Regions from separate parts of the Homo sapiens genome. Here region 1 is linked to region 2. The links are chromatin loops, found by intact Hi-C in ENCODE. Cell type or tissue: heart left ventricle. All regions are shown on one strand. Each heading gives the region's core, and the rest is flanking DNA. Links, peaks and the distances in the headings are about the cores only.

Region 1 (15,853 bases), core at 3,906-11,905, 65 kb after region 2:
TACACACCCAGTGGGTACAGGGCCAGGATCCCGGCCCAGAGAGTCTGACCGTGGAGGCCACCCACTTGCTGAGTAGCCTATGTTTGCAGGCCATGTTCTTGCTCAAAACTCAGTACAACCCCCCTTTGCCTCCAAACACCGTCTCAGTTTGTTAGAGCCTTGAAGGTTCTAATAACTTGGCCCTCAGCTAGCTCTTTCTTTTATGTCTTGGTTTCTTTTTCTTGTAGAGTTTATCCTGAGGATTTAGCGTTAACGCATCAGACACATAAAATACGGTGCTTAGTGCTTAGAAGGGGCACTGTTGGCTTTCCTTCTCATACCCAACCCTTGTCAAATTCTGAAGCATCTACTTTCAATGTCTCTTGAATCCACACCTACCTTTTCAGTTGGGTGGCTTTTGGTATTATTTCTCTCTGTTCTGCCTCACCAGGGGTAGGTTTTGGTAAAAAGTTAATTGCAGCTTCCCCACATGCTGGGGCCTCCCTTCTACTCTGACTGGCCATGCTGTGCTAGACTGGAATCTCCTCTTCATCCATTTGGACTGATGTAAATGCCCTCACCCTCACATGCCACAGATCTCGTCCTCTTTTCTGATTCTATTTCTGTTCTCTAGCCCTACAGTCAGCCAGAACAATCTCTCCCTCCTCTGTATTTCTAGACAGCTTTCTTTATGCTGCTGAGACTGTCTTACCTCATTCGGCATTTTAGTGGAACAGTTGGCTGTGCTCTTAATTGTTTCCCTTTCTAGATAATAAACTCCCCCAAGGCTAAGAGCATTGCTTGTTCATTCTTTTCTTCCTGCAGCTAAGTTCGGTGAATAGTATTTGGTTTATACTTCAACATTTACTGAATAATGTGGATACGAAAAAATGATATGTGGTCTTGATATCACCTGGATCATTCATTTGATAAACTTAATGCAAAATTTGAGTAGAAAAATTAGGCACCAATAGAATTAGTAAGGAAAAGGATAACATATATATCATATCAAACATTTATATTCTTGGTTTTTTTTTTTTTTTTTGAGACAGGGTCTCGTTGTGTCACCCAGGCTGGAGTGCGTTGGCAGAATCATAGCTCACTGCAGCCTCCTCCTGGGCTCAAGACATCCTCCCACCTCAGGCACTTGAGTAGCTAAGACAACATATCTATACCACCATGCCAAGCTAATTTTTAAAAACTTTTTGTAAAACATTTACATTCTTAAATATGACATTAAAATATATTACGAAGGAAATACTTCCTAAGGTATGTCATCTACAAATGTGATGAGAATCAATTGCATGATGTGTGTCAATATAAAATATGCTCTCTAATACAAGTTTACGGGATTACATATAAAATCTATATTCACCCTGTAGGTGAATTTAGGAACTGCACTAACAGAGCATATAGATTGTGTGTTTGGTGAGAATTAGGTTGGAGAAAGTAACTTTTGGGGATGAAATTGAGCTGCCTTCCCTGCTCTGTGAAAGGTAAATGATAGAAATGCAAAGGAGTGTTCGAACCGTAACTAAATAAGGTGGGGGTTAGTCTCAGAGCCTAGGAACCTGAGGGGCTGGGGCAGGAAGACTGTTCAGGTTCCCAGTGTAGCTCCTGCACAGCCTCAATGGTGAGCACAGAGGAAAGGCGGAGGGCGGGTTGGGCTAGGCTGGACTGCAGATGCAGAGAAGAGAAGGGAGCTGTGGGGGTGGCCACAGAGACTCAGTGTAGGCTTTGAAGCTGAAGGGGAAGATCCTGGAAGTGGTCCCAGGGCAAAGAGATCACTTAAGGGCTATCCAGTTTACCCAAAGACATCTTTGACCATCATAGAAGGGTGACGAGTGAGAGACAATTTGTCTGTTCTCCTACTGGAGTCTGAGAACTTAGACCTCTGGTGCTCTAAGTTGAAGGGAAGAAGATCACAGTCAGCTGTCTCTGTGATGGGGAGCAGAATGTCCAGTCCTTCCAGGATCATTTTTTCATTTGTAAAGTCAGAGTGATTTTAAAGCAAGTTGTGGGCATGTATTGGTGGCAGGTGAGGGGGGACGGTCTTTCCTGGTCAGCAGGCTGTGAGAGTGGTGTTCTCTGCAGCAAAGGAGGATCATGGCATTGAAGATCATCTTCAACCTATGGGTTCTCTAGAATCTGAATACTGGAGCCTGTGACCTGGGATTGATTTAGGGTTTATGAATTGGCATAGGAAGTGGGAGAAGCATTGGGAGGCAGAAAACCTGGATTTGAATCCTGGCACTACCCCTTTGTAGCTGTTTTACCAAAGTTTGTGAAAGTCCTTGGCACACTGCCTGGCACAGAGACTAAGGATTGAATATGGGTATCGTTGATTCTTTCTTCTCTGGTGCTTACAGTGTATTAGACTTCCCCACATTCTCTCTTGTCAAGTGGCAAAAATAGATTATGCCCAGTAAATAAAGACATAAATCGAGGCACAGAAGAGTTAAGAAGTTTGACTGAGATTATATAGGAGATAATCAAGTGGATCTTAAAGTGTTCAGAATTTCTATGATCATTTTTATTTACAAAGTGGCTAACATTTTTAGTTTATTCTCTACAATATGTCTCACAGTCCAATATTTCTGTTGTTAAATAATAACAACAGTGAATTGCTTTTGACCACTTTTGATTGCACTGGATCCCATCTCTAGGATGCAGAGACTAAGGTGGAGAATGGGATTTAGGCCAGCAAACCCAGAGCCCCCACTTTAATCCTACCAGACAGAGTGAGAGGAAGAGGGTGGGGCTCATGGAGTCAAGTTACAGATAGCTGGCCTCTCTGGGGAATGGCTAATGGTCTACTGCAGGGCTGTAGTCAACTTCAGGCATCTAGGGGAAGCAGATGGAATGAGGTGAGAGCTCCGAAATAGGACATTTGGGATTGTCAAAATGGCTAACACGAATCAAGTCTTTACAACCCAGTGTGTTGGAACCATTGTGGCAGGGTGGTTGGGATGGGGAAGAGGTGGTTCATTCTGGAAGTAACATAAATTGATATTAAATAAAGAGCCTAGTCATTGCTTCTTCCAGAAGCGATGGTCATGTGTTCCATGAGTCCCCACTGAGGTGACCTATGCTTTTCTGTGAATAGTACTTCTGCAAAAAGATTTTTGCACCACCTGCTGGCAAAGAACAGTGATCTTGCTGCTCATTGAAGAAAAGTCACACGCTTAAACTGCTAGTGAGCAAGGCACAGGGAGATCAAAACTGACTTTGGTGGGAACATGTAGCTACCACTCCTGCCTGGCATCCAATTCCTTGTCACCACCTTGTTAACAAGTTTTAAATTGTGCCAGGTGATACACACAGGTGGTTTCTTTCTGAAAGTGTCATAACAATATGAGAAGATTATTCTGGATTATGTTAGTGAGAAAGAGAATATTATTTTCAGTGATTAAGAGACAGGCTATCTAGTACTCATTTCTAACATACAGACTAATCTTTTTTTGGAAAGCATGTCTAGGCTACTCTTATTTTAAAATGCTGAAGCAACATCATTTATGCATTTGTTTGTTTGCTTATTGCCAAGGAACCATTTAGATGTTCCCGATTGAGCAAGACTTCTGGAACAATCTAGGAGTTTCATGTTCTACCTTGAGAGTGTGAAGTGGCTTTCTGGGTGAGATTTCCAGAGAACACATTGAGACATTTTTATTGTGCTCATTTTGCTGCTCAGAAGGAAATTGGCTTTTCCTTTTCTCTGCAGGGATGAATAATCTGAACTCATTTAATAGGGAGTCAAACAGACTGAAGACTTTGCCCACAACAATTTCAGATTCAACCCATCTCTACCACTGTTCTTTGATACTCTATGGCAGGAAATGTGGACTGAGGAGTGAGAAACTATCAAAGCTGCAAGTGGTGCACCTGGAGTTCAGAACTGGAATATTCCTTTTCTTCCTTTCCCACACACAAACCTTATCTTGCATGAGGGAGTAGTGGTTTATGAGTAAATATGATGGAATTCAAATACTTTTCTTAAGGAAGAGTCATCCTGTTTTCTAATTCGATGCAATGCATGATTAGAACAAATTTGTTGATTCTCTGACTCTATTTTTGTGAGTTTCTTTTGATTGTTGCCGGCAATCCCCCTTCCATCCTTAGTCTCCAGTCTCTTTCATGCATTGCTACCACTCTATCCCATTCTGTTTCACTTCACTCAACACTTGTTGAATAGTTACATTGTAAAGGGTCTGTACTTGAAAGACATTAGAGGAGACACAAAAATGAAGATAGCGCTCCTACCTTCAAAGAAACTGGCCCGTACTTTGGGTGAGAGACATGCACCCAAATCTCCTTTGCACAATCATGTGTTGCTTAACGACAGGGATGCAGGCTGAGAAATGTGTCGTTAGGCGATTTCATTGTTGTGTAAACATCATAGTGTGCACTTACACAAACCTAGTTGGTAGAGCTTACTACACACCTAGGCTGTGTGGTATGGCCTCTTGCTCTTAGGCTACAAACCTGCACAGCATGTGACCCTACCAAATACTGTAGGCAGTTGTAACACAATGGTAAGCATGTGTGCGTCTAAACATGTCTAAACACAGAAAAGGTATAGTAAAAATACGGTATAAAAGATAAAAAATGGTACACCTGACCTGGTGCGGTGGCTCGCGCCTGTAATCCCAGCACTTTGGGAGCCCGAGGCAGGCAGATCACGAGGTCAGGAGATCGAGACCATCCTGGCCAACACGGTGAAACCCCGTCTCTACCAAAAATACAAAAAAATTAGCCCGGCGTGGTGGCGGGCGCCTGTAGTCCCAGCTACTCAGGAGGCTGAGGCAGGAGAATGGCGTGAACCCGGGAGGCGGAGCTTGCAGTGAGCAGAGATCACACCACTGCACTCCAGCCTGGGCAACAGAGCAAGACTCTGTCTCAAAAAAAACAAAAACAAAAAAAACAAAACAGCCGGGCGTGGTGGTGGGCCCCTATAGTCCCAGCTACTTGGGAGGCTGAGGCACAAGAATCTCTTGAACCTGGGAGGCGGAGGTTGCGGTGAGCCGAAATTGCACCACTGCACTCCAGCCTGAGCGACAGAGCGAGACTGTGTCTCAGAAAAAAAGAAAAAGAAGAAGAAGAAAATAAAAGTAGGGTATTTACCAGAAATGGAGCTTACAGGTCTCCCTCACTGCTCTGGGTGAGTTTGTGAGTGAGTGGTGAGTGAATGTGAAGGCCTAGGACAGTACTGTACACTACTGTAGACTTCAGAAACACTGTACACATAGGCTACGCTAAATTTATTTTTAAAAAGGTTTTTCATTGTTCAAAAGTAAATGAACCTTAACTTACTGTAACTTTTTCTGTTTGTTTGTTTGTTTTGTTTTGAGATGGAGTCTCGCTCTTGTCGCCCAGGCTGAAGTGCAGTTGTGCAATCTCAACTCACTGAAACCTCTGCCCCCCAGGTTCAAGTGATTCTCCTGCCTCAGCCTCCCGAGTAGCTGGGATTACAGGCGCCCGCCACTACGCCCAACTAATTTTTGTATTTTTAGTAGATACGGGGTTTCACCGTGTTGACCAGTCTGGTCTCGAACTCCTGACTGCAGGTGATCCACCCATGTCAGCCTCCCAAAGTGCTGGGATTACAGGCATGAGCCATCACATCCGGCCCAACTTACTGTAACTTTGTTACTTTATAAACTTTAAAAATGTTAAAGCTTTTTGACTCTTGCAATAACACTTCACTTAAAACAGAAACACATTGTACAGCTATACAAAAATATTTTTTCTTTATATCTTTATCCTTCAAGCATTTTTTTTATTTTTAAATCTGTTTTTAAAACTGTTTTAAAACTGTTTACTTTTTAGTTAAAGACTAAGACACATCTGTAATCTCAGCACTTTGGGAGTCCGAGGCGGGCGAATCACGAGGTCAGGAGATTGAGATCCTGGCTAACACGGTGAAATCTGTCTCTATAAAAAATACAAAAATATTAGCCGGGCATGGTGGCGGGCACCTGTAGTCCCAGCTATTCAGGAGGCTGAGGCAGGAGCATGGCGTGAACCTGGGAGGCAGAGTTTGCAGTGAGCCGAGATCGCCCCACTGCACTCCAGCCTGGGCGACAGAGCGAGACTCCATCTCAAAAAAAAAAAAAAAAAAAAAAAAGAGCAAGACACAAGCACACCCATTAGCCTAGGACTACACAGGTCAGGATCATCCATGTCACTGTTTTCCTTCTCCACAATTTGTCCCACTGGGAGGTCTTCAGGGAAACAATAGGCAGGGAGCTTCCATCCCCTGTGATAACAATGCCTTCCCCTGGAATCCCTCCTGAAGGACCTGCCTGAGGCTGTTTCACAGTTACCTTTTTTTTTGTAAGTAGAACGTGTATGCCCTAATGATAAAAAGTATAGTAATACATAACCAGTAATACAGTTGTTTATTTTCTATCAATTATTATGTACTATACATAATCGTATGTGAGATATATATATATATATATATATATATATATATATATATTTTTTTTTTTTTTTTTTTTTTTTTTTTTTTTGAGACGGAGTCTCCCACCGTCGCCTGGGCTGGAGTGCAATGGTGCGATCTGGGTTCACTGCAACCTCCGCCTCCCGGGTTCACGTGATTCTCCTGCCTCAGCCTCCTGAGTAGCTGAGATTACAGGCGCCCACCACCAAACCTAGCTAACTTTTTGTATTTTTAGTTGAGACGGTGTTTCACTATGTTGGCCAGACTGGTCTCGAACTCTTGACTTCGTGATCCCCCTGCCTTGGCCTCCAAAAGTGCCGGGATTACAGGCGTAAGCCACTGTGCCCCACCTGTATGTGCTATGTTTTTATATCAGTGGTCCTCAACCTTTTTGGCACCAGGGACCAATTTCGTGGAAGACACTTTTTCCATGGACTGGGGGGATAGGGGAGGGAATGGTTTCAGGATGAAACTGTTCCACCTCAGATCATCAGGCATTAGTTAGATTCTCATAAGGAGTGCAAAATTTAGATCCCTTGCACTCACTGTTGACAACAGGCTTCCCGCTCCTTTGAGAATCAAAAGCTGCTGCTGATCTGACAGGAGGCGGAGCCCAGGTGGTAAGGATCCCTTGCCCACCACTCGCCTCCTGCTGTGTGGCCTGCTTCCTAACAGGCCATGGACTGGTACTGGTCCATGGCCCTGGGGTAGGGGACCACTGCGTTTTTATGACTGGCAGCATAGCAGGTTGTTTTACGCCAGCATCACGAGAAACACATGAGCAACATATTGCGCTACAATGCTACGACAGCTACGATGTCACTAGGTGGTAGGAATTTTTCAGTTCCATTATAATCTTATGGGACCACTGCCATATGTACAGTCCGGCATTGACCGAAACCTCATCACAGAATGCATGACTGCACAGTGACATCATTCTCCTCAGAAAAGCACTTAATGTCATGGGAATGTGGAGGAGACGCAGATGACTTTGGCTGAGTGAATTAGAGAAGGGCCTAGAAACAGAACCAAGCAAAAATGCTGAAAAGGAAATCCATACCTTGGATTCTCATCCTTTTAAACAGACTTCCTTTCATCTATTTTTTTCCCCAATGAAATCATTTCCTCCAGACTCAAATTTTAATTCTTTCTCTCTGTTCATGTCCCTGGCTTCCCTCTCCTGAAGCCAGGCACAGCGCCTCAGCAGAGGGATAAAGGAGGCTGTGCATCAACACATCAACACTTTCTGTTAACCTCTCTTTTGACAGGTACAAAATATCCCAGTAACCTTTTGCAGAGAACAAATTAACATTTTTCATCAGCAGAAGCTGGAGCTCTTAATGATAAGCATTGTTCTAAATGTTGCCTCCCCTGGGAAGCAGACTCCAAGCCTCTGTTTGTTATTTTTAAGTGGCATCTGGAAAAACAGTTCTGATCTAATATGGAAGTCCTCGTCAATTGCCTAAGCTGTTCCACATGGAATCAAATGCATAGACTGTGTCTTGGGAGGCGGTTTCAAAGACCAAGAAATTGAATTCGTATTTGGTGACAACATCAATGTCTTCCAGGCTCCCACAACCCTTTCATTTTCCAAATAAAGCCATGAAACAGATGTGCCTAAAGCATATTGAAGAGCTGCCAGCGTAAAGCCAACCAGCCACGTTAAAAGCACAAACGGCCTCCTTCGGAGCTGTCACTCTGGCTGGTGGTTAGATCAATTGCAATTCTGCCATGAGTAAATGAACTGACACTTAGTACCTCTTAAAACAAAAGAAGTCCTGATATAAATGTGACAGTATTTTGAAATAGCTTACACAAATCTGAGCAATGCAACGTGATTGGAAAATCTCAATAGTTTTCTAACATAGAACTTAGATAATTACAGTGAACATATTTTCTCTAAAAATGTAACATTTTATATTTCTAGTCAATTGGAAATTCTTTGATCAAAGTGTTTCTTAAATGTTTTCAAGTGAAGGGAAAAATTGAGAGAAGGTATAGAAGAAAATTTTACTTCTTTCCAAAATATTTACCTTCTGAATAACTGTTATCATTAAAGAATAAATATACAGTCAGGCAATTGATAAGGGTCCATTAGCATAAAAAATGAGATTATGAGATTGCATGATCTGTTATCAATGCTTAAGGAAAGCTAATATACTTGTACAAAAGTTATATTTTGGGGTACAGTTTGGTTTAGGTAAAATAACTATCATCCAGCATTTGTTGTTCCTTCTATAAGTTTTTTTTTTAATCTAAAAGATGATTGGTAGCTCTTTTCATTTTAGACATAAAATTGTCGTTCATTTCTTGTCTGCAGAGGGGTTTGGATTTGTTGGCTCCTCGAAACACATTCCTGCTCTGTTGTTCTGCAAAAAGAAAATTTGTAAAACTGGGAACATGAGAAAGCCAGACAGACCTTTGCTCTCTTCCACGAATGTGGAGTCATAAATGAAGAAGTGAAGCATCTACCACCAGACGGTCCCACTGCTTCCAAGTGGCACACTACCTCCGAGTCAGCACGGTTTCACCCCTGGGAGTGGTTCCCCTGGGGTTCTGCCTGCAGGACATCTGACCGCTCTCCCTGTGCCCCCGCGATTTGAGGCGTCTGTCTTCAGCTCCGCACAGGTCCTCTTAGCCTATTACTCAATTAGAAAGGTATGTGCTCCCTGGCTGGCATTCTAGGATTTGTGATACTAGAATTTAAGACTTTGATGATAAACATTTGACTTCTGGTGTTTATAATTTAAACTACAAAAATTGCCTCAGAAACAATTGCAGCATGTGGCTCTTATAACACAGTAACTGTATCTATTACTCCTTAGGGGAAAACAGTTCTCTGCAGTTATTTAAACTTGAGACACAACTTGCTTCAAAAATGTAAACAATAAATTTTTTGGGTGCAATCTTCAAGCAACTTAATGAAAACTGGCATTACTTTTACTGGCAAAGCATGACAGCTCAAATGGACACTGCTTGTTATCCCAGGTCTGATATAACACCAACCAGAAACATACATGACACGAGGACAAGTTAACCTTAAAAACATTACGAAAGCTGATTATTAGTAAAGGTATTTTTACAATGGCCTCTATAGTTTAAAAACATCAGATAACTTTCAGGAAAATACCATGCCTCCATTTTCCATGTGGACTGCATTATATATTTTCCTGAATTGATAAATCTCAAGAAAAAGTATAAGTTTGTTAGGAGCTAAGGCACAAAACCAGACGCAGGGTAGGTTTAGATAGCTAATAGACAGACTTAAATCATTCGGATTGGCTATGATGGTCAAGTTACTAAATGTTAATTACTAGACCAATTCATCTCTATTTCTTTTTATACTGCATAGGCCTCACACTTTGCTTTTCTCTGTTGTGAGAATTTATGAGATCTTTGCCAAAATACAGCCCTGATGTGAAAAGTGATAACCGTGTGGGAGGCTCAGATTCTCTACCCCATCATATAATCTGATTACTCACCAGGGTGGCTGGTTACCCAAGTGGTGCGGCATCGTGCTGATTAAACCCAGGTTATGAGTTTGATTGGTGCATGAGCCCTGGCCACAGATCAGAGCTTGGCCCCAGGCGGTGGCTTCCAATGTGTGTTGTGGGATGCCAGCAGGGCAAGTGAGGGAATGGGAACTGTGAATCTATAGCTAAAATGGCATCAGCAAAATGATCAACGTATGCACCCTACTCATAGTCAAAATGTCACCTTTGGGGAGTCCTTCCCCTTAGAAGGTAGAAAATGACAAAGGAACATCATTCCTACCCTAATGGGAACAAGAAGCCAAATAAGCTGCAAGATCATAACTTTGTAGATGCCCATTAGAAAGGTGAAGTCACAAGGCCACCAAGTCAACAGGATTCTAAAGAGGGATCTGCCAGGCACAGTGGCTCACACCTGTAGTCCCAGCACTTTGGGAGGCCAAAGCAGGACGATCGTTTGAGGCCAGAAGTTCAAGATCATCCTGGACATAGTGAGGCCCCTTTCTCTACAAAAAATTTAAAAAGTAGCCAGGCGTGGAGGTGTGCACCTGTGGTCCCAGCTGCTTGGGAGGTTGAGATGGGAGGATTGCTTGAACCCAGGAGGTTGAGGCGGCAGGAAGCTGTGATTGTGCCACTGCACTCCAGCCTGGGTGATGGAGCAAGAGCTTGTCTCTAAATAAATAAATAAATATTATAACTGTCCAGTCTGTGGTCATTTGTTATAGCTGCCCAAGCTGACTAAAGTGAACCCTTTGCCACTGGAGGGGTGAAAGCAAAACCCACTGGCTTGGAGAAGGAATGGAAAACTCTCCTGCCCCCGAGACATGAGCTGTGCACCTTGGCGTCTCTGGGAGAAGAAGAAACTAAGTTTCCTTGCACCTGGAGGAGGGATGAGACACCTTCTTGAAGCCAGGATTAATCTGTGCAATGCAGAAGTCAGCTATCACAGGGGGAGGGGCAGACACTCTCACCTGACCTAGCTCCAAGGCTGAATTCTATGCCATGGGGCAGGAGGGAGGGACTGTGAGAAAGCCCACCCATTCCTTAGCCCAGTGGAGGGCCTGAGACTAAGCCTGGGTGGAGAGAACAGAGAGCTCTCCTGCCCCAACCCAATCCTCCAAGTACCAAGACCCAGCGTCAACCCCTGGGGCAAGGGCAGGAACATGGAGAGTAACTCCCTCTGTGGCACAGGCTTCCAGGGGTTGCTGGAAGTTGGGAGTGGAGCAAGAACACTGAGAAAGCCCCTCCAACATGCCAGACCCACTCTGCACACAGGAAACAGCAGCCCACAGATGGGGGCATTGAAGTCCATGCACTGAAAGTATCGAAGCAACAACAAACCCAAGCCCAACTCAGCTCCTAAGAGATTGACTTAACCCCACAAGACAGCCAGACAGAGGAGGAGGTCTGTGGATTTCCTGGCTTCCTGGCCTAACTACTATTTACCTCTGTCTCTACTGTTCTCCTGACCCACGAAGTCCAGCATGCAAAATATTAGTAGACACACCTAAAGGCAACAAAGTGTCATTTTTATATTGAAATGGTGTTACAAGTTCAAAATTTATTCTCAAGAAATTGGATTGGTTTGATTTGTATTTTCATTCTATTAAAGTTAAAGAAAGTGGGCTGGGCGTGGTGGCTCACGCCTGTAATCCCAGCACTTTGAGAGGCTGAGGTGGGTGGATCACTTGAGGTCAGGAGTTCAAGACCGGCCTGACCAACATAGTGAAACCCCATCTCTACTACAAATACAAAATTATCCCAGCATGGTGGCTCACGCCTGTAATCCCAGCACTTTGGGAGGTCAAGGGGGGGCGGATCACCTGAGGTCAGGAGTTCAAGACCAGCCTGACCAACATGGAGAAACCCCATCTCTACTAAAAATACAGAATTAGTGGGGCATGGTGGCGCATGCCTGTAATCCCAGTTACTTGGGAGGCTGAGGCAGGAGAATCACTTGAACATGGGAGGTGGAGGTCGCAGTGAGCTGAGATGGTGCCATTGCACTCCAGCCTGGGCAATGAGAGAAAAAAAAAAAATTAAAGAAAGTGAATTAAAAACAAGGACTTTGTATTTTCTGTGTTAAATACACTTTCTTTTATACTTTTATCTTTTCAATGACTGTTTAGTAAAATGAGGCAAAGATGCAAAGATTTTTGAACTCTGGTCTATGATGAAGTGGGTTATGGCTTTGTACTGAAGAAAACCAGCATGGATCAAAGTAAACTGGGTCTTTAAGTTGTCACTTATTTAATGACTGATACCTTTGCAAATTTGAAGCAGCTTAAAATAAAACTAATTAGTAAGTTTAATAGACCAAACTCATAAAAGGGAATCTTCTTGCTATGGAGGCTAGTAGAGTTATGGATAGACTATAGTGCTTGAACATGGAATTTGGTTCTTAACTTGTTAGCTAGGGCAAAAATCTAAGCTTAGTAGCCTGAATAATTGTAATGTAGGATGCTTATGAATTTAAGGATTTAAGAGATAACCTTTTTCTTTTCTTTTTTTGAGACAGGGTCTTGCTCTGTTGCCCAGGCTGGGGTGCAGTGGTGTGAACCTGGCTCAGTGCAGCCTCATCCTCCTGGGCTCAAGCAATCCTCCCACCTCAGCCTCCTGAGTAGCTGGGACCACAGGTGTGTGCCACCATGCCAGGGTAATTTTTTAAAATTTTTTTTGTAGAGAAGGGGTCTTGCCACGTTGCCCAGCCTGGTCTCAAATTCATGTGCTCAAGCGATGCCCAGGGAAGGAGGAGTGTACTCCCTCCTCACAAACCATTTATCAATCCATGAGAAACACTCAGAAAATACTGTGTTTAGCAAATTTCCTTTAAATTGGCGTAGCAGAGAATCATTCAGATTCACTATTCTAGGAAGGAAAAGACTTATAACTGAAATTTTTTTGGATGAATGATCTCTAGCTATAACCATCCTGAATCAGTTCATTTTTTCCAGAAGGAGGTGCCCGTAGAAAGTGTACCGTTTATTGTCACTACTGTGTGTTAAGTACTTTGAGATTCATCAAGAAAAAAGGCGCCATAAATGTGTTTGAGCACATAGTTCTCATGCACCAACACACACACTCACTGTCCATTTCAATACCTAATTTTTATATAGTAACTCAAATTATCCAAATAATTGCTAGTTGAACTTTTAAAGAGAATTCTTTGCATGAGTCAAAACCTTTTATCACTTCAGAGAGTAAAATTTCCCATGGGGCAATGGTCTGAAATTTATCATGGAGGCTGATGATTATCTTCAGAGCTTCTGGAATGTCTCCCAGGGTGAATTCATCAGCGATCTAGTCATCAATCACTCATTTTGCTTATTTTTAGTTCAAAGAAAATTGCAGACATTTTATGTGAGCTTTTATTTATGCAACTTTTTGCCAGCGAACTCATATGGTAGTTACTTTTTGCTTCCTGGAGGACGAGCTGGTTTTAATTCAGTAAAGTAAATGGAAATATCCAGATGTTCGCTCTACATGAGGAAGCACAAAGGCTTACATAGTTGTTTTTGCAGTATAAGTTTTTAAAAAGCTGTTTGTAATTCAATGAAGTTAGGGCTCAAGCCAATGTCTTAAAAGCGTTGCTTTAGATAATATGGGAAGTATCAATATTTCTAAGGGATATTTGATATTTTAATAAGGTGTTATAATTTTGAAATTCCATAAATTAACATTGTTACGTTACTATTAACTAGACTCCAGATCTTAATTCAAATTTCAATATTTTTTCCATTAATGTCCTTTTTCTGTTCCAGGGCCCCATCCTGGACATCACATTGCATTTCATGGTCCTGTCTCCTTGCTGCTTCTGGTCTGTGACAGTTTCTCAGTCTTTTCCCTGTTTTTCATAACCTTGACAGTTTTTAGAAGTCATGGGTCAGGTATCTTGAAGAATATCTCTTAATTTGGGTTTGTATGATGTTCTTATAATTGATTGGGATTGTGAGTTCCTAGAAAGAATATCAGAGGAGAAGAGCCCTTCTCATATATCATATTGGGAGTACATGATATCTACAAGACATCGCTGGTGACGCTGACCTTCATCTCTTGGTTCAGGTAGTACTTGGCAGCTTTCTCCACTGTAAAGTTATTATTTGTCTCCTTTCATTTTCTATTCTTTGGAAGGGAGTCACTAAACCCAGACCACTCTCAAGGGAGGGCAACTGAGCTACACCTACTACAGAGGGGAATACCCACATATATTGTATGGAATTTTTCTGTAAGAAAAATTTGTCTTTTCCCCCTCATTAATTTATGTATTCGATCATTCTTTATATAACTCTGGACTTGCATATTTTTATTTTTATTTTATACTGTGGGCTATATCCAGTACTTCATTATTTATTCTGTTGCTCAGATTGTCCCAGCTCTGGCCATTGGCAGCATTTCCAGGATGGATCCTGCGTCCCTTTGACACGCTCCCATTTTGTTGTCATTGTTTGGGCACTTTCTCATATTCTGGCATACAAGATGCACCAGATACATTCTGCAGATTGGCCCTAGAATCAGATATTTCTCCATAAAACCCTGGTTCCTCTTAGTGCAGAATGGTATGTAGAAACCAAGATCTGGACTCTGGCTGCTGGGATGTCATTGTCCCTAGACCTTCTAAGCCTTATCAGCAGATGATCATAATCTCATGAGTGTTTAGAATTTTAAAAGGTTTTAAACTGAACTTACATAAGACTTCTGATACAATGTTAAGTACACACATTCACATTTCTGATTCCGATTTAGTCACTTCTCCCCATCCTTTCTTCTTCTGTTTCTTTCAGAAACTATCTTTTCTGTCTTAAATTCCCCTCTCTGCCTTATATTCCTTCTTAGATACCTTTCCCCTCTTTCCCTTTCTTTCTCCTTCTAGGTCACGAGGGTCTGACCTAATCATTAGAGGGAAAATAATCTGCTTAACTACATTTTTCTTAGAGGCGAATGACTGATATTAGTCTAATGAAATGAATGGCTCTAAAAATCCTATGTGCAGTGAATCAATCATGAGCTGTTGAAAATATAAATACTTTAGTCAGGTGAGGTGGCTCACGCCTGTAATCCCAGCACTCTGGGAGGCAGAGGTGGGCAGATCACGAGGTCAAGAGATCGAGACCATCCTGGCCAACATGGTGAAACCCTGTCTCTACTAAAAATACAAAAATGAGCGGGGCATGGTGGCGGGCACCTGTAATCCCAGCTACTCAGGAGGCTGAAGCAGGAGAATCACTTGAACCCAGGAGGCAAGATCATGCCACTGCACTCCAGCCTGGTGACAGAGGGAGACTCTGTCTCAAAAAAAAAAAGAAAATATAAATACTTGGGCCCCTCATTCCAGACGGAATGGAAATCTTGGAGCATACGGGGGGCATGCTATGACATCCATAATTTTATAACCTACAGTGCTTATGTTTTGTGACTATACACAAACTGAGATCACTTTAAAGATACTAAGATTACTAGTGTGTGTGTGTGTATGCGTGCATGGTATATCCATTAATCTCCATTATACACCCACATCCCCACATACGCGCACATATACATACTTTTTCAGCTTCTGAAAAATCAATTTCAGGCAGGCTCCAAATCAAGTCCAAGGTGTGTTGTTTCTTCCTTCTGCCCACCTCACCCCTTTTCCCACTCTTCTGTCTGAATGCTGGGAAACCAACCCCTCTGAACTTGGCTTTTCAGCTTCTTGTGGGCTAGCTTCAAGGCACGAGAGGATGGATATCAGGAGGAGAGAGGGGTTAGGATCTTTCTTCCCCTTTCCTTCCCCATGTCAGTACCCTGTTCAGACAATAACTGTGTCCCTCCAAAATTATAGCTACTGAGCTCTGATCACACTCTTTTCTCTCCTTGCTCCTTCAAGAGGAGGGGCCACAATGGTTTTCTAATCTTGCTAATCTCTGAGTGCCTCAGCATCTTTCATGTTGCCTACATTTAATGT
Region 2 (15,853 bases), core at 2,844-10,843:
ACTGCCTCGGTCATCAACCCCGCTTCCCGCCTTTCATCACTGCTACTGTCAGGCTGAAGAGTCACAGGAGGTTCCTCACTGTAAAGAATGGATTCTGCGCTCCTTAGATTAGCATTCCGAGATGTCCAGGTGCAGCCCTACACCTATTTCCAGCCTTGCCTCGCCTCTGGAGCAGGCTTTATAAACTGCGCCGCGTGGCCCTTCCTTTGCTCTCTACTTCCTCTTCGTGCTCTCCCATCTTACCTCTGAGCTTTACCTACTTGTCTTACTCCAGTTTCAGCACCTCGCTCAAAAGCCACGGCTCTCACGAGTTTTCCCTCAATTCTGAGCCTATGTATTTCCTTGCTCCAAGGTTTGTGGCAATTTAGCACTTGCCCATTGTGTCCTGTATCATAAGATTCTGTGTACTAACTTTCTTCTTCAAGGAGTTAAAAACACTTTCAGAGAAGGGGCATATTTTGTTCCGATTTGTATCTCTGACAGTATCAATCATTCAAATAAATGTTCAACCAAAGCTTTCTGAGTGGAATTGAATCTGCCAGCTCAGGAACTACCTTCTCTGACTTCAACCAAATGTTCTTCTTCTCTCTGACCTCCTTTTGTCCTTAGAGACAGTAGTAACACATTACTCAGTTCATTAGTTCTTGAATCATTTTACGTGTTTTGACTGATCTTCCCGGTTAGCCTGTTAGCTTACAACAGAGAGAGAACCTATTGTTAGCCTGAATGGGCTTGGGCATCTGACAATCTGGTCCCAATGCCAACCTGTCATTCAGTAGTTGCATGACTTTGGAAAAGTTACTTAACCTCTCTAAGTTTCTGGTTCTCCATATGTAAAATGAGTTGCTTCATTGATGGTTGGTAAGTATTAATAGATAAGGTATTTAAAGTGCTTAGGCCAATGCCTAGCACTTACTAAATAGCCATTCTTAGTAGCAATATATCCTCTTACAATGCCTAGCATCAATCAATAAATGATCATTGACGGTGAGAAAAAGGACATTGAACCTCTGGACTCCAGCTGTTAGATTCATCTAATTCTTTAAAGAGACTCATTAAGTTAAACACAGTTGGCCCTCCACATCCATGGATTTTACATCATGGCTTCAACCAACTGCAGATTGAAAATATTTGAAAAAAAATGAATGGTTGTGTCTGTACTGAACATGTACACTTTATTTTGTCATTATTCCCTAAACAATATGGTATAACAACTATGTACACAGCATTGACATTGTATTAGATATTATAAGTAATACAGAGATGATTCAGAGCATATGCAAATTTATACCATTTTTTGTAAGGGACTTGAGCATTTGCAGATTTTGGTATCCAAGAGGGTGTCCTGAAAGCAGTCCCCCTCAGATGCTGAGGGAACAAACACTATAGTTCCCACTTTCCCTCATTTGAGTGTTGTATGATTTGGAGACAGTGTCTGAACAAAAACTCAGGCACACAATTGAGCACCATAGTAGTATAAAAAGAGTTCTGTGGGCCGGGTGCAGTGGCTCACGCTTGTAATCCAGGCACTTTGGGAGGCCGAGGCAGGCGGATCACCTGAGGTCAGGAGTTTGAGACCAGCCTGGCTAACATGGCGAAACCTCGTCTCTGTAAAAATACAAAAATTAGCCAGGCATGGTGGCAGGTGCCTGTAATCCCAGCTACTAGGGAGGCTGAGGCAGGAGAATTATTTGAACCCGGGAGGCAGAGGTTGCAGTGAGCCAAAATCACGCCACTGCACTCCAGCCTGGGGGACAGAGCAAGACTCGGTCTCAAAAAAAAAAAAAAAGAATTCTGTGATCCTTAGGCTCATGCAAAATGAAACTGGATGCTTGTAATTAGGACTGGGAGCATTTTACTTCCTTTAAAACACTGCATATCATTAATGGGTTAAAATTTTTACTGGAAAAGCAAAATTGCTATGACAATCTTGATAGAGGTGTTTGTTTTTAAGATTTATGTTAAAAGTTAGTTTTCTGAAGATAGTTTTAGCAATATCTGAGCTGACACAAAGTGCATTTGTTTAAAATATTTTTCCCCAAAAGTTGAACTAAGGAAAACTTGAAAAACCCCTGAAAGAATAGTTTCAGTGATAAATTAGCTCGCTGGTAGCAAAGCTAATGAAAAATTGCCTAACTTCTAGTCATTTCTAGTGTAAATCACTATTCCTTGGGAAAAAAGTGGAATAGAATGCAAGCTACAGGAGAATATGAAATTTTGTCTCTTTGGTTTACAGTTTCTGGCACATAGTAAGTTCTCATTAAAAATTTGTTGGATGAATTAGTAATTGAGAGTGAGAATCTCAAAGAGTAATAAAGTTTTCCAAATACAGTTAAGAAAATAAGTGGAGGAGGAACCCCCAAGACCTAGCTATTTAAGTAATTCCCGATACCCACTACTGCCAATTATAGACTATCAGCATGGGGCTGAGGGAGCACCGTGAGGCCAATGCCCAGTGACTTCCTGAATGCTGCACACCAAGTTAATTAACAAAGCTGGAATCAGAATCTGGGCTTTCTGTATCTTAACATAATCTTCACCATACCATGGGTGCGTAAACCAATATATATGAAAAACCCAAGGAGGCTATTTTTATAGCCCCCTCCTGTAAGTGGAGCTCAAGACACTTACAGAGCAAAGTTGTTACAAGTTGCAGCACTTGCACTGATCTTTGTGAGTTTGGCCCTGAGTACCTCATTGGCTAGACCCTTTTCATGAGTTCGATGAGGGAAGAGACAGTCCATTGACTCTCCTTCTCTCCTTCCTGATGAACATGGTGGACTCCCCGACCTAGGGCTGGCTTGAGGCCAGGCTGGCTGGGCAGCAGCCCATGGTGCTAAGCTATAGAGCCACCAAAGAATGGGGGGCATTTAACAGGATGGAGAAAACTATCTTTATCAGAACTCCTCTCAAAGACAGTGGGTTATGTTGGAAGGAATGGTTTTATGAAGTCATTGGAAACCCCCACATGACTTCTCCTTCCCCTTCTCATCAAAGAGAAAATTTAAGTCACAAAGGAGGGTTTTAAACTACCTACTTAATCTAAAGAAGTGAGTATTGATTTTGGCAAGTGGGTGGGTTTGAGGTAACAACTTTGGAGCCAAAGCTGAATGACTAGTGACAGTAGAGGAGAAATTAAAGCACAGCCAACACAGCCACCAGGGAGCCTCCCTCTGCCCTCCCATCACAGAGCTCACCCAGGTGGACAACGTTTTAAAGAACCATCCTTTAAAGGGGACAAAATCACTCATTCTTCCAGGGTGGCTTGGACTGGCCTTGCCATCACAGAAAGAGAATCCGACTAAACCAATGCCAGATGGTTGAGTTCAGTTCACTCCTGAAGCAGAGGGAGAACAGATTATGCCTTCATGGCTTAGGGAGGTCCTTTATGGCCATCCTGACAGAAAATACTATTAAAAATGTCTAATAGTTCTTACAAAATATATAAAAGGAAAAAAAAAAACTGGAGCCCATATTTTTGGCCAAAATTTTGGCTATAATGTTTGCTGACAGTCAAGTTCAGCTTTGTGTAATTCTTAAAAAGAATGAATCACCTAGCCCCAGAACAAAAAAAATGTAGATCACAATGCTGCCACTGAATTATTCCTATAATCTTGCACATGTTATTTATCCTTGCACAAGTACTTGATATTGAATTAATTGATAATGAGTGAATTAATAAATATTAGGTCATGTTAGTAATAATCTTGTATATGTAGGAATCCTAAAGAGGGTGATAAGCCCTATTATGAGGGCAGTTGTTTGGCCATGAGAGTCCTGTATTTGTATAAAATTTTATTAGTAACTAAATTAAAATTTTTCACACAAGATATAGATAGATAGATTTTTTTTTTTTTTTTTTTTGAGACAGAGTCTCACTCTGTCACCCAGGCTGGAGTGCAGTGGCGCCATCTCGGCTCACTGAAAGCTCTGCCTCCCGGGTTCACACCATTTTTCTGCCTCAGCCTCCCAAGTAGCTGGGACTACAGGCGCCTGCCACCTTGTCCGGCTAATTTTTTGTATTTTTAGTAGAGATGGGGTTTCACCATGTTAGCCAGGATGGTCTCGATCTCCTGACCTCGTGATCCGTCTGCCTCGGCCTCCCAAAGTGCTGGGATTACAGGCGTGAGCCACCGCTCCTGGCCCCAAGATATATTTTTTCAAGGAAGAAAAGCAAAGAGATAATGAAAACATGCTCAAGAGTCTTAACATAATCAAACATGATATGAAACACATATCATATCATGTTTGAAATGCACATTGAGTTTGTCAACTGAAGTTTCACAGAATCCCACTGGGAATTTCCCTGGAGGAAAATTAACCTTTAATTATTAAACTGTTTTTGGATGCCACTGGCATCATCTAAGAAAATATCAATTCCTTCAAAACACACAAATATGTGTTGATATAATGCCAAACTCGTATGTACACACACACACAGAGGCAAACACACAAATACATATATAATTCCACATCACATTGATGCATTAAACTTTTTGTGAAAATTATTTTACGTGTTAAATTATGTTAAATTATGGGTAGCAGCTACTGTGTTTAGACAGCTTAGAAGTCCAGAAGTAGAAGGAACAGTTGGAAAATAATCAGACGAATCCAGCTGACTGACATATCTATCATGGAAACAAAAAAAAAATGCACTACAATAGGAAGTGGCTGTCTTTATTTTTCAAACTAATATTGTTCTTTGATGAGCTACAGAGTGCATTTGTTTAAGCAGTTGTTGGAAAGCAGACCCTGCATGGTAGACTGGAAAGAACATTGGACTAGAACTGGGAAAATCAGCCATGTGACCTTGTTAAGATAGGGACATTCGTTTTCTATAGCCTCAGTTTCCTCATCTGTAAAATGGCCATAAAAATTCCAATTCTGCTTATTTCATAAAGATGATGTGATCAACTCCCTCACTTCACACATGAGGAAACTCTCTTGAGGTCATATAGCTAATTGGTGACAGTATCAGGACTCAACATAAAAGTCTTTTGAAGACTTGGACTTTCTGTAGTAACAAAGCTGCCATTGAAGCAACAGATAGGAAAGTGCTTTGAAAAATGTCACATAAGGGTTTTGTTCAGTAGAAGTAATAGGACTATATCTGCCAAAGTCATTTTGTGGCAATTAATTAGGAAATGCCTTTTGAGACTGTACCTGTACCTTCAGATACAACCATCTTTATTTTAAAATCAAATACACTCTATTTCATTTCTCAACAATGACACTAGAAGTAAACAATTAACTGAATTAATTCAAACACTGAAGTGGATTTTCAAGGACTTGACTTGCCCAAGCTAGTTTTCTACAAAGCCTAAATTAATCAGATAATTGCTAATTCTCCCCTTTGTTTTGTGCTGAGGAGAGCCTGTATTTGTTAAAATGATCCTAGTAGCAGGATAAACAGTCATTTTAAAAATTTTAAAATCCAAATCTGAACTAAATGAGCAAGTTTCAGACACACTATTTCTTTAGGCACCATCTCCAGTCATTGTTTTAAAAGGCTAATTTTCTTTATCTGAATGTGAACATTAATACCACTTTTGTGATTAAAAGGAAGATTTTAAGCAAACAAATTAAAAAAAAATCAAACTAAACCGATATTGCAGGATATTGTGAACATGATTTGTTGTACTCTTAGAAAAAAAAAGCAAATGCCTCTCCTGGCATGACTAAAAACAGCAGTTAAATCTTTAAGATTAAGTTATTAATGACACACTTTAAAAATATAATCAGTTTAGCATGGCTTTAAATAACCTCCACTTAACAACTAGCAAAGTTTTAAAATTAAATAAACAATGCTAATTACCCTTCTAGTATCAAGAGGAAAGTGTAGAAAGTAATTTAATTAATTGGCTGTGAAAAATTAATTACTTATGAAATGAGACTCATTAGACCTTTCCTGTTTCATCAGAATTTCAGACTAAAGGATAACTGGTCTTATCACTTATGGTTTCTTTATGGTTCAGCTAGCATCAAATAGACTTGTGATAATAATTAAATATTTTGCCCAGATAAATTTAGGACTAGAACATTAAAAAAAAAAACATCGCGAACAAAGTAACAGTGTTACTTTTCCATTGTATTTAGTTTTTATATTTCACTGTAAAGATTTTACTGTGTGTGTGTGTGAGCGTGAGTGTGTGTGTATCATGAACTGACAAAAAAATAACAGTTAACTTTCAAATTCGGTACAGCAATATAATTTGGTTTTGTCATGTTGGGCATTAGCTAAAGTGAAAATGTGACTAAGATACTTTATGTAACATAATAACTGTTGATTACTCAGATAGTTTTCATAAACAGTTGGCAAATTTTGACTTAAAACAGCTGTCACTATAAATGTAAAGTAAATGTTAATTTAGGAATATTAACCTTGTGAATGTTTCTGTAAATAAGGCTTATGCTATTTCCAAAGGTTATAGAAAATCACTGGAGTATTTTTAGCCAAACTTAGTGCAACTTTATCCTCACTGTTTTTAAATTCTTCAGTTTTACACATAAAAGTCTTTAATCATACTTGATGGTTTTTCAGTGATTCCCTTGAGTGTACAAACTGCATAAGGAAGTGTATTTGATAGATTTACATCTTGGAAGTGAGAGAATAAATAAACTAAAGAAACAGTATTGCCAGAGATACATTTTACTCTTTTATATAAGAAAACAAAGAAAGCATTTTCAACAAGCAAAGTTGCACTGACTGTTTACTAAATAAGGTAACCTGTAAATACTTAGAGCAATTATAGCTCACAGATCTCAGGGGTTGAAGTACCAGTTGCATGCTAAAGTGAGCGCTGTTCTGTTTTGTCCTGTTTGTACAACTCATTTCCAAGTAAAATTTGTATGACAGACTGCAAACCCTCTTGTACAAACTACTAAAAATTACATCAAGTTCCATAGTTACTCTGATACACACATTCAGCATCATGTAGTATTCAGCTGTATAAATGCTTTCTAAAAAATTAATTAAAACCATTCTTTTCTCAGAACACATGCGAAAAATGCAGTGAAAGCTATAACAAAGCTTAAAACAGAGTACCTGCAACATGCTGAGCTCTTTGCAGTACTTACCCGTTCAGCAACTTAGTTTCTCCTGGCAGCACTTCTGTGCCAAATGCTTCTACCTTCCCAAAAATGTATGTCAGCACAAGCCCAGACGAAACTTCAAATCCAGGAAAATAAAATTAACCATGCAGATCAAAGGCAGACGAGCAGGGAGATGAAATGCCTGTAATCTGATCAGTGAATCAGTTGCTGAACATCAAAGGCAGGGCTGAGTTTATATATATGCATGGATATCAAAGAAAGTTCACTTTCAGCAGGTAGTTACCCTCCCACCTCCTAGTCCACAGACTCTTTTGTTAAACATGGATCACGTTGTTTTCCTCCTCTTTTTTGCAATGAGGCAATGCTGGTAGTTCTCCCATGCTTGGGCTGAGTGGCTGGATCTGTAGCTTTTTTGGTTCCCAAGCTGTGTTGTGGACTGTGTGTTGGAAGCTTTTCCTAGTGCCAGCGGGTTCTGCTTTATCCCTTTCATCTCGCTGAACTGCAGATCCCATGACATCATTCAGCGCCGTGGGACTGGTAGGAGAGCTATAATTCAGCCTGTGGGGGAGTATAGCTCAAGAGAAGCCAGAGTTTGGCTGATTTCTAATCATGTTAGACTATTGTGCCTCACACAGGACAGTTTCTGTTATCTGTCTGCCAGCTGGAAAGGACAGCAACTGCTGCTGGATGCTTCTTGGGTGATAAGATCCCTGATGGATGGACGTGCCAAATGACAGCATTTAATTGCCTCTTCGCTGATAAAAATCACAATTTCCTACAGAGACTGGGTGTCAAATATTCAGCATAGTTAAATAGCACTATGAGACCACTCTAAAAAACACCCAAGGACACTGCCAGATGGACCGATAACATTTTCACATTTTGATTCCAGTTTTCAAAGTGACAAGTCTTTAAGGATTTTAAGGAAACTGCCCTTTCTTTGAAACATACATTATTAGGATCTGATTACCAATCAAACCGGGTTGTGTTAAGTAGTTAAGCAGCAGATAACCAACAATTCATGAATAAACTGCCATCTTCCACTGGCTCACTTAAGACTTTGGGCGGAGACTTAATCTCAATCTTTGCCTTAGTTCGGGACTCTGGAAATTAGATTTTAAAGCAATATCTACTTCTTAGACATATTTCATTAATACTTGTTGAGCATTTTAAAATTCACAAAAGAAGAATTATGTAGAACAAAGCATTTGCCCTGTGATTATTCCAAAGCCATGTTATTTGCCTTTTAGGGCTGTTTCTTCCGAACTCATAGTTTGGACTTTCAACTCACTAAAAAATTACCACCTTAGCCTAATTCTTCGTATTTTAAAATTAAATATATTGCTCATTATTTAAAAATTTTAAGCTATTTTCCTTAACAATGTCAGATTCAATACAATATGATTATTTTATTTTGAGTATTTAGTAAAATAGAAGATAAGAAGAAGTTTCATCTTCCTTGAAATCCAGGATATGGTGCTTTTCTGATTTTCAGACAGTTCTTTCATGGAATGAAGACAATTTTTCTATTTTATAATGGAAACTCACTAACTTTTAGAAAGTAAGTTAAAAATATTTTTGCAAAACTTAGGGGATAGTAGAACTCAGTCTTTTTCAATGTAACTTCCCTCCTTAACTGGTTTTGTCTAATTTTTCCTGACGCGATATTTGAAAACGTTATTTATGAAGTGTTTATTTCCAGATTTCTATGATTCTTGAATAATTTTAATAGCAAAATATTTAGTTTGAACTGTTCATAAGTTCTGTATAACATTTAAATAGTCCTGTTGATTTTTCCATGTTTCTTGTATAATTTTTCTACTTATACATCATTTCTCAAAAATGCACAGGGCTCAAATAGTATTTGAACTGGCAGGTGTGATGCTTAAGGACTTCCTTAAAGCAGACCAGGAAAATTCCTGTGACATCTGGGCTTCACATACGTTTCCTGGGCATCTTGAACCCATGAATACAAAGAAAATATTTACAAAGACAAAATATTTACAAGAAGGCATGTGCCCATTTCTTTTCTGAGGTAGTCCAAACCTACCACCAGCATGGAATCCATATGCCAACAGCCTGCACTCAGGATTAAAGTTTCCCGATACACTGATATATTAAATCAGAGCAACTAGACACTCTGTAAGGCTCATTGGCTAAGCAAGTAGATTTTATGTCTTTATAGATTTCAACACCAGTAGAAATAGGTGAAGGACTGAATTCGGGTTCTTGTGTTCCACTGAAAAACATACAGGAGGCACTTGAAAGCAGGGACTTGAATGAAAACCAATCAAATGATCTTCAATTTATACAAATCTCCCCAAGCAAGCTTTGTAGTTCAAGATACATCCAACAATGCAATACCATCTCCAGTGGAAGAGTTTATTCACCAAGTCACTGGATATTATTTTGAATTGGTCCTCTTGTGGCCAAGAACTCCCCATATGTGAGATGAAAGGGGACTGAGGCTAGGGCCCCATCTGTCGCCTGGACCAGAGTGTGGCTAAAGGTCGGCCTGGCTGCAGGAGTGACCTCTTGACCTGCGGCTCATTTAGCACTGTGCCCAGCCAGCCGAGCCCCCTTCGTTGTGAGGTGTGGCCTGCACCATTGTTGTTTCTGAACAGCACCAGGAAGGGGAGCTACTACAAAGCTTTTCTCTTTCCCCTTCAAGAAGCTTAGATTAGTGTGATTAAATCAGTGTGATACAGTGGTGATAAGAGATCCAGCACTCCACTCGACATCATTGTCCGTTGTCATGACACCAAGTTACAGCATTTGATCAATGGTTCCTGTGCCATGTTGCAGTACACTTGGCTCATCTTAGTCTTTTTGTCAAGCTGCCTTTCAGCGACCTGGTTCTGCAAAGTGGTTGTGGCAGCCATTGGATCCACAGTGGGGAGCTCCAGGCTACACTTTAAAAGAAGTGGTCAGTGTTTGAGATGACGGGCATGCCAGTTACCCTGATCTGATCACTATACCTTATAGGTATAGAAATGTCACTAGGTGCCCAGGGATATGTATAATTATTATTAATCAGTTAAAAAATAAAATAAATGATTGAGAAAACTTCAGTTGTTCATATCCAAGAAGGGAGGGGCTGCCTGAGATTCCTGATGGGGAGTGGGGTCTCATGTCACCCCCAGTCGCCACCATGTGCTATTTTCTTCCCAAAACTTGGAGCGTGGTTCCTTTGCTCCTTTATCTTGACAGGTGGATGCCATGAATTCTCACCATTTTAAGATATAGATCAGGTGATAACACATTTTCCCCATAAAGTTTCATAGTTTTTTGAGTTGTCTGCATGTCTTTTCTAATGCCGTCTTTTCTAACTTTTCTGTTCAGAGGATATATCCTGGATTAGATCAGATAAACACAGATCTATTACATACATTGAGAGGAATAATTTCTGCATTTGTTTCAACTGAACACTTTTTAGAAAATGAAATAGCTCATGGTTATGAAAAGAACACGGATGCTGGAGTCAGAAAGGCCTATGTTCAAATCCCTCTTACTACCTGTACTTGAATAACAGCTTAGGCAGTGTGGACGAAGGCTACCTAGTCCCACTGAGCTTTTTAATCCTAAGCTGCAGGAAGGGGATAACACCTACCTCATTAGTGTTGCCAAAATAACAAACTTATTTCGAAAGCATCAGGCAGAATAAACCCTCAACAGAAGAGCTAAGGTTCCTTTCTTTTCTCTGTAACTATTAAAATGCCAACATTTTAGCTAGGGGATCCAATTCAAACTTCAGTATTCTAAAGGGGCAGGACAGGCTCTCACACAGCTCCTGGGCTGGTTATTCAAAGCCAAGGTAGCCCAGACATCCTCAGGTCCTTCACAATGCTGGGACCACTTGTACATGATCTGGGACCAGTAGCTGCTATCTGGGACTGTGGTCCACATAATCACAGAAAGAAAAAGGCTCAAGCCTGTTATGGGTTGGATTGTATCCCCCTAAATTCCCATGTTGATGTCTTGTCTCCCAGCACCTCAAAACATGAGCTTATCTGGAGATAGGGTCTTTACAGGGGTAATCAAGTTCAAATGTGGTCATTAGGGTGGGCCCCAACCCAGAATGACTGATGTCCCCATAAAAAGGGAGATTTAGATAAAGAGGCAGACACTCATATAGGTAGAACACTGTGTGGACATGAGGATGACCATCTACAAGCCAGGGTAAGAGGCCGGGAACAGACCTGTCCCTCACAGCCTCAGAAGGAACCAACCCTGCTGATACCTTGATCTCTGACTTCCAGCCCCCAGAACTGTGCGAGGACATACTGCTGCTGTTGAAGTCTGTGGTACTTTGTTATCACAGCCTCAAGAAACTAATACAAAGCCACTATCCAACAAACTACAAAGAGGTACAACTCCCATTTTCCTACATATTCTGAAGCCTTACATTCTCCTCATCAGCATCTGCCTCCTACAAAGCACCCCCAGCTCCAGTGGACACCCCCTGCCCTTCTGGACTCCCTCCGACCTCGTGAGCAGAAGACGCCTTCCTTTTCTTAAAGGGCCAGTTCAGGGGTACTGTTCAGTGAAGCTGAGTATGACTGAAAGTCACTAAAGGTAACTGGGATAGAACCCAGTTTCTGGCTACTGTAAATAAAGCTGCCATGAACACTTCATGAACCTGAAAGAGCCAATCCTTCCAAATGGATCCTGAGTGGCTAACTGGGTCTAAATTCAGAATGGAGCCAGGTCACAAACGTCTTCTGCATTCTCTGAGAAACCACAGGCTCGCGTGATTTGGGGACTTTCATGGCTGTCTGCTCCTATTTATGCTCCCTGATTTGATGGGTGCTGGGAAGTCTCATCTTGACTTCTGGATCTAACAAATAGACTTGTGACTTGCATTGACCAATCAAAACCAAACATACTTGCATCCCTCTCACTTGCAGAGCAGACCAGAGTGGGAATCTGGGTGGGAGCTTTTTCTATAAAGGATAACCTGTCTCTCTGTTCTCAGGGAGAGCATCTTTGTTTTGTACTGAAGGCTGGGTCTCCCTGGTTTGCAAACTGCTTACAGGAATAAAATCATTCTCTTTTTTAAGGAAGATCCTTTTCAGTGGATTTGTTGATAATACTTGTGTACAAGTCTTAGTGTGGATATATATTTTCATTTTTGTTAAGTAAATATGTAGGAGTAGAATTTCTGGATTATATGGTGTATGTATGTTTAACTTCAAAAGAAACTGCTGGCTGGGCGTGGTGGCTCATGCCTGTAATCCCAGCACTTTGGGAGGCCGAGGTGGGTGGATCACAAGGTCAGGAGATCAAGACCATCCTGGCTGGCACGGTGAAACCCCGTCTCTACTAAAAATACAAAAAATTAGCTAAGCGTGATGGCGGGTGCCTGTAGTCCCAGCTACTCGGGAGGCTGAGGCAGGAGAATGGCATGAACCCATGAGGCGGAGGTTGCAGTGAGCCGAGATTGCGCCACTGCACTCCGGCCTGGGCAACAGAGAGAGACTCCGTCTCAAAAAAAAAAAAAAAAAAAGAAACTGCCAAATTGTTGTCTCAAGTGTTTGTTCCAGTTTACATTCCTGTTGGCAATATAGGAGATTTCCATTTGCTCTACATCCTTGGCAAAACTTGATATTGTCAATTTTTGTCATTTCAGCTATTTAAATGCAGTCTAATAGTAGCTTATGATAGTTTAAATTTGCATTTTGTTGATGCTAGCACTCAATTTATATATAGAGAGACACTTTACTTTTTAGAACAGTTTTAGATTGACAGAAAGATTGAGCAGCTACTACAGAGATTTCCCATACATTCCCTGTGCCCCACTCAGCTTCCCCTAGTATTTGCATCTTGCATCACTGTGATATATTTGTAATAATTAATGAATCAATATAGGTGCATTATTAACTAGAGTTCATAGTTTACACTAAAATTCATTCTTTCTGCATATACTTCTATGGATTTTTTTTTTTTTTTTTTTTTAGATAGAGTCTTGCTCTGTCACCCAGGCTGGAGTGCAGTGGCGTGATCTTGGCTCACTGCAACCTCTGCCTCCCAGGTTCAAGCGATTCTCCTGCCTCAGCCTCCCGAGTAGCTGGGATTACAGGTGTGAGCCACCACTCTCAGCTAATTTTTGTATTTTTAGTAGAGATGGGGTTTTGCCATGTTGGCCAGGATGGTCTTGAACTCCTGACCTCAAGTGATCTGCCTGCCTTGGCCTCCCAAAGTGCTGATGTGAGCCACCGCACCTAGCCAGACTTCTATGGATTTTGCCTAATATATAATAACATGTGTTCACCATTACAGTTTTGTACAGAGTAGTTTCACTGCTGTAAAAATCCCCTGTGCTCCACCTATTCATCCCTCCTTCCCCTAGAGCCCCTGGCAACCACTGATGTTTCTAAAGTCTCTATAGTTTTGCCTTTTCCATAATGTTATATAGGTAGAATTATATGGTATGTAGTCTTTTCTGATTGGCTTCTTTCTTAGCAGTATGCATTTAACTTTCTTCTATGACTTGCTGTGACTTGATAGCTCGTTTCTTTTTATTGTTAAGTATTCCATTGTCTGTATATAGTTTATCATTCACCTATTGAAGGACATCTTGGTTGCTTCCAGTTTTTGTGATTATGAATGAAGCTTCTATAAACATTCATGTGTAGGTTTTTGTGAGACTATAAGTTTTCCCTAGGAGCATGATTGCTGGATCATGTGGTAAGACTGCAGTTAACTTTTAAAGAAACTGCCAAACTGTCCTCCAGAGTGACAACAACATTTTGCATTTCCACCAGCAATGAATGGCAGTTCCTGTTGCCCTGCAGCCTTGTCAGCATTTTGGGTTATCAGTTGCTGTTGATGATGTTTTTAATTTTAGCCACACTAATAGGTGTGTAGTGGTATCTGTTTTAATTTGTAATTCCCTAATGATGTATGGTGTTGGGCATATTTTCATATGCTTATTTATCATCTTATATCTTCTTTGGTGAGGTGCCTGTTCAGATCTTTTGCACATTTTAAAACTGGGTAGTATGTTTTTTTATTATTGAGTTTTAAGAGTTCTTTGTACATTTTGGATACAAGTTCCATATCAGATATGTGTTCTATAATACTTTCTCCCAGTCTGTGGCTTGTCTTTCTAGTCCCTCAGCACTGTTAGCTTCAATTCTTAAAGGTCCCTCAGGCAAAATTGGAAATTAGAAATACTTATCCAAATTACCAGCTAATAGAGCAGCTAGTGATTTAAACAATCTGTCAAATCCAGAAGGTGCCAAAGAAGCAAACTGTCTGTGAATCGGGCAAAACTATCTGTTACATGGTGGTTCTGATACTGACAACAACAGCAACTACCACAACAAGGACAAGTTAATTCAGCAGATACACACATGCACACCCTGCATCAGTGATGGAAAGGGTGCTTTATGCTGGAAACTGCCGCAGACCATCCAACTGCACCCAGCTGCCTTCTGCTCTCCAACTTTTCATAAGTGACTCCAAGTCACTCTTACCTGCCATATTGCCCTCTAAATACTTTACTGAGCCCAGGCTAGTTTTCAGAGAAGCTATCCAACTCATGTCTTATAATTAATCAAATGTTTTCCATTTCCTTTTCTGCCTCCTCAGCATTTATCCTGATTAATATACCAGGCTAATTACGAATCTTGGTTCTCAGTAGAGTTTGATAATGCTAACAAAAACTGTTGGTGAAACAGCAGGAAAATGCAAAAGGAGGCACTAAGAAACATCTTCAGAATAATACTACCACTACCAAAAAAAGATCTGCGCTTCATCAGGAAGTAAGTTAGATAAAGACAGGCACGCTCTTAAAAATTGATTCAAGAAATGCCTATCTAAATAAAGTCAAAACATTTAATAATGCAACCACCCATCCAATGGAAGGGCACCCAGCACATAGTTGGGGCATTAAATACACAGAATAGTTAGAGTAACTGGTGAAAATCAGGAACCCACAAAATCTATTTTGGAGGAAAAAGGGAAAATAAAGTGGTCCTGCTAAATAAAATTGAACTGTAGTGTCAGGAGGTAATATAGATGGAGAATCCTTCAATTTCAGAGAATGAGAAATAAGAGAATGTTTACAAATACAGCTTATAGTATATTTTGAAAAGAAAATTCCTAAGGCCAAATTAGATTTTTTTTCTCCTCTAATACACGATAGAAAATAAAGGCAGTTTTAACTGTGTCAGAAATCCTATTTGGCACCATACTCAGCTTATCATAAAATTGCTTTGTAAAAACTTTTTGTTTTGAGATAATTTTAGATTAAAGAGGAATTGCAAAAGTAGTAGAGGACGTTCTCATATATCCTCCACCCAACTTCTTTGTATGTGAACAGGTTACATAATTATAGAACAATTGTCAAAATACTAATCTTGGTACAATACTGTCAATTAAACTACAGAATCTATTCAGAAGATTTACAGTGAACCATTCTATGGGTTTTGACAAATGCACAGTCATGTGTCCATCACCATGGTTCCATCACCCCCAAATCTCCTCATTCTGTCTCCCTTTATATTCAACTCCTCCCCACCTTTGTTTGTTTTAAGATGGAGTCTCGCTCTGTTGCCTAGGCTGGAGTGCAGTGGCACAATCTCAGCTCACTGCAACCTCTGCCTCCAGGGTTCAAGCGATTCTCCTGCCTTAGCCTCCTGGGTAGCTGGGATTACAAATGCCCGCCACAATGCCCGGCTAATTTTTGTATTTTCAGTAGAGATGGGGTTTCACCGTATTGGCTAAGCTGGTCTTGAGCTCCTGACCTCAGGTGATCCACCCACCTCGGCCTCCCAAAGTGCTGGAATTACAAGAG

Evidence for each region. Hi-C counts contacts between places; a loop is a spot of excess contacts. Peaks named below come from ENCODE experiments on the same cell type or tissue, not always from the same donor. Only the 100,000 strongest peaks of a DNase experiment are listed, where the experiment ranks them.
Region 1: a loop joins it to region 2, with 6 times the contacts of the local background. A loop is called at or near these places in 31 of 110 quality-filtered maps.

Annotation. Positions count from the first base shown.
Region 1 is chr13:23,498,442-23,514,294 of GRCh38, reverse strand. It overlaps LOC124903135 (a long non-coding RNA gene), which reads right to left and starts at 9,041. Exons shown (of 3, transcript XR_007063720.1): 1 at 8,841-9,041. RefSeq lists an enhancer at 5,932-6,459. In heart left ventricle, for the core only: no CTCF peak of the experiment used is centred there; no DNase peak of the experiment used is centred there; H3K4me3 peaks cover 1,202 bases; H3K27ac peaks cover 2,665 bases.
Region 2 is chr13:23,562,073-23,577,925 of GRCh38, reverse strand. TNFRSF19 (TNF receptor superfamily member 19) reads right to left here and starts at 7,514. Exons shown (of 10, transcript NM_148957.4): 1 at 7,078-7,514. RefSeq lists enhancers at 2,926-3,075, 3,546-3,715, 9,079-9,590, 9,591-10,103, 15,792-15,853. In heart left ventricle, for the core only: CTCF peaks have their summits at 6,789 and 9,918; a DNase peak (open chromatin) is centred at 7,581; H3K4me3 peaks cover 3,945 bases; H3K27ac peaks cover 3,189 bases.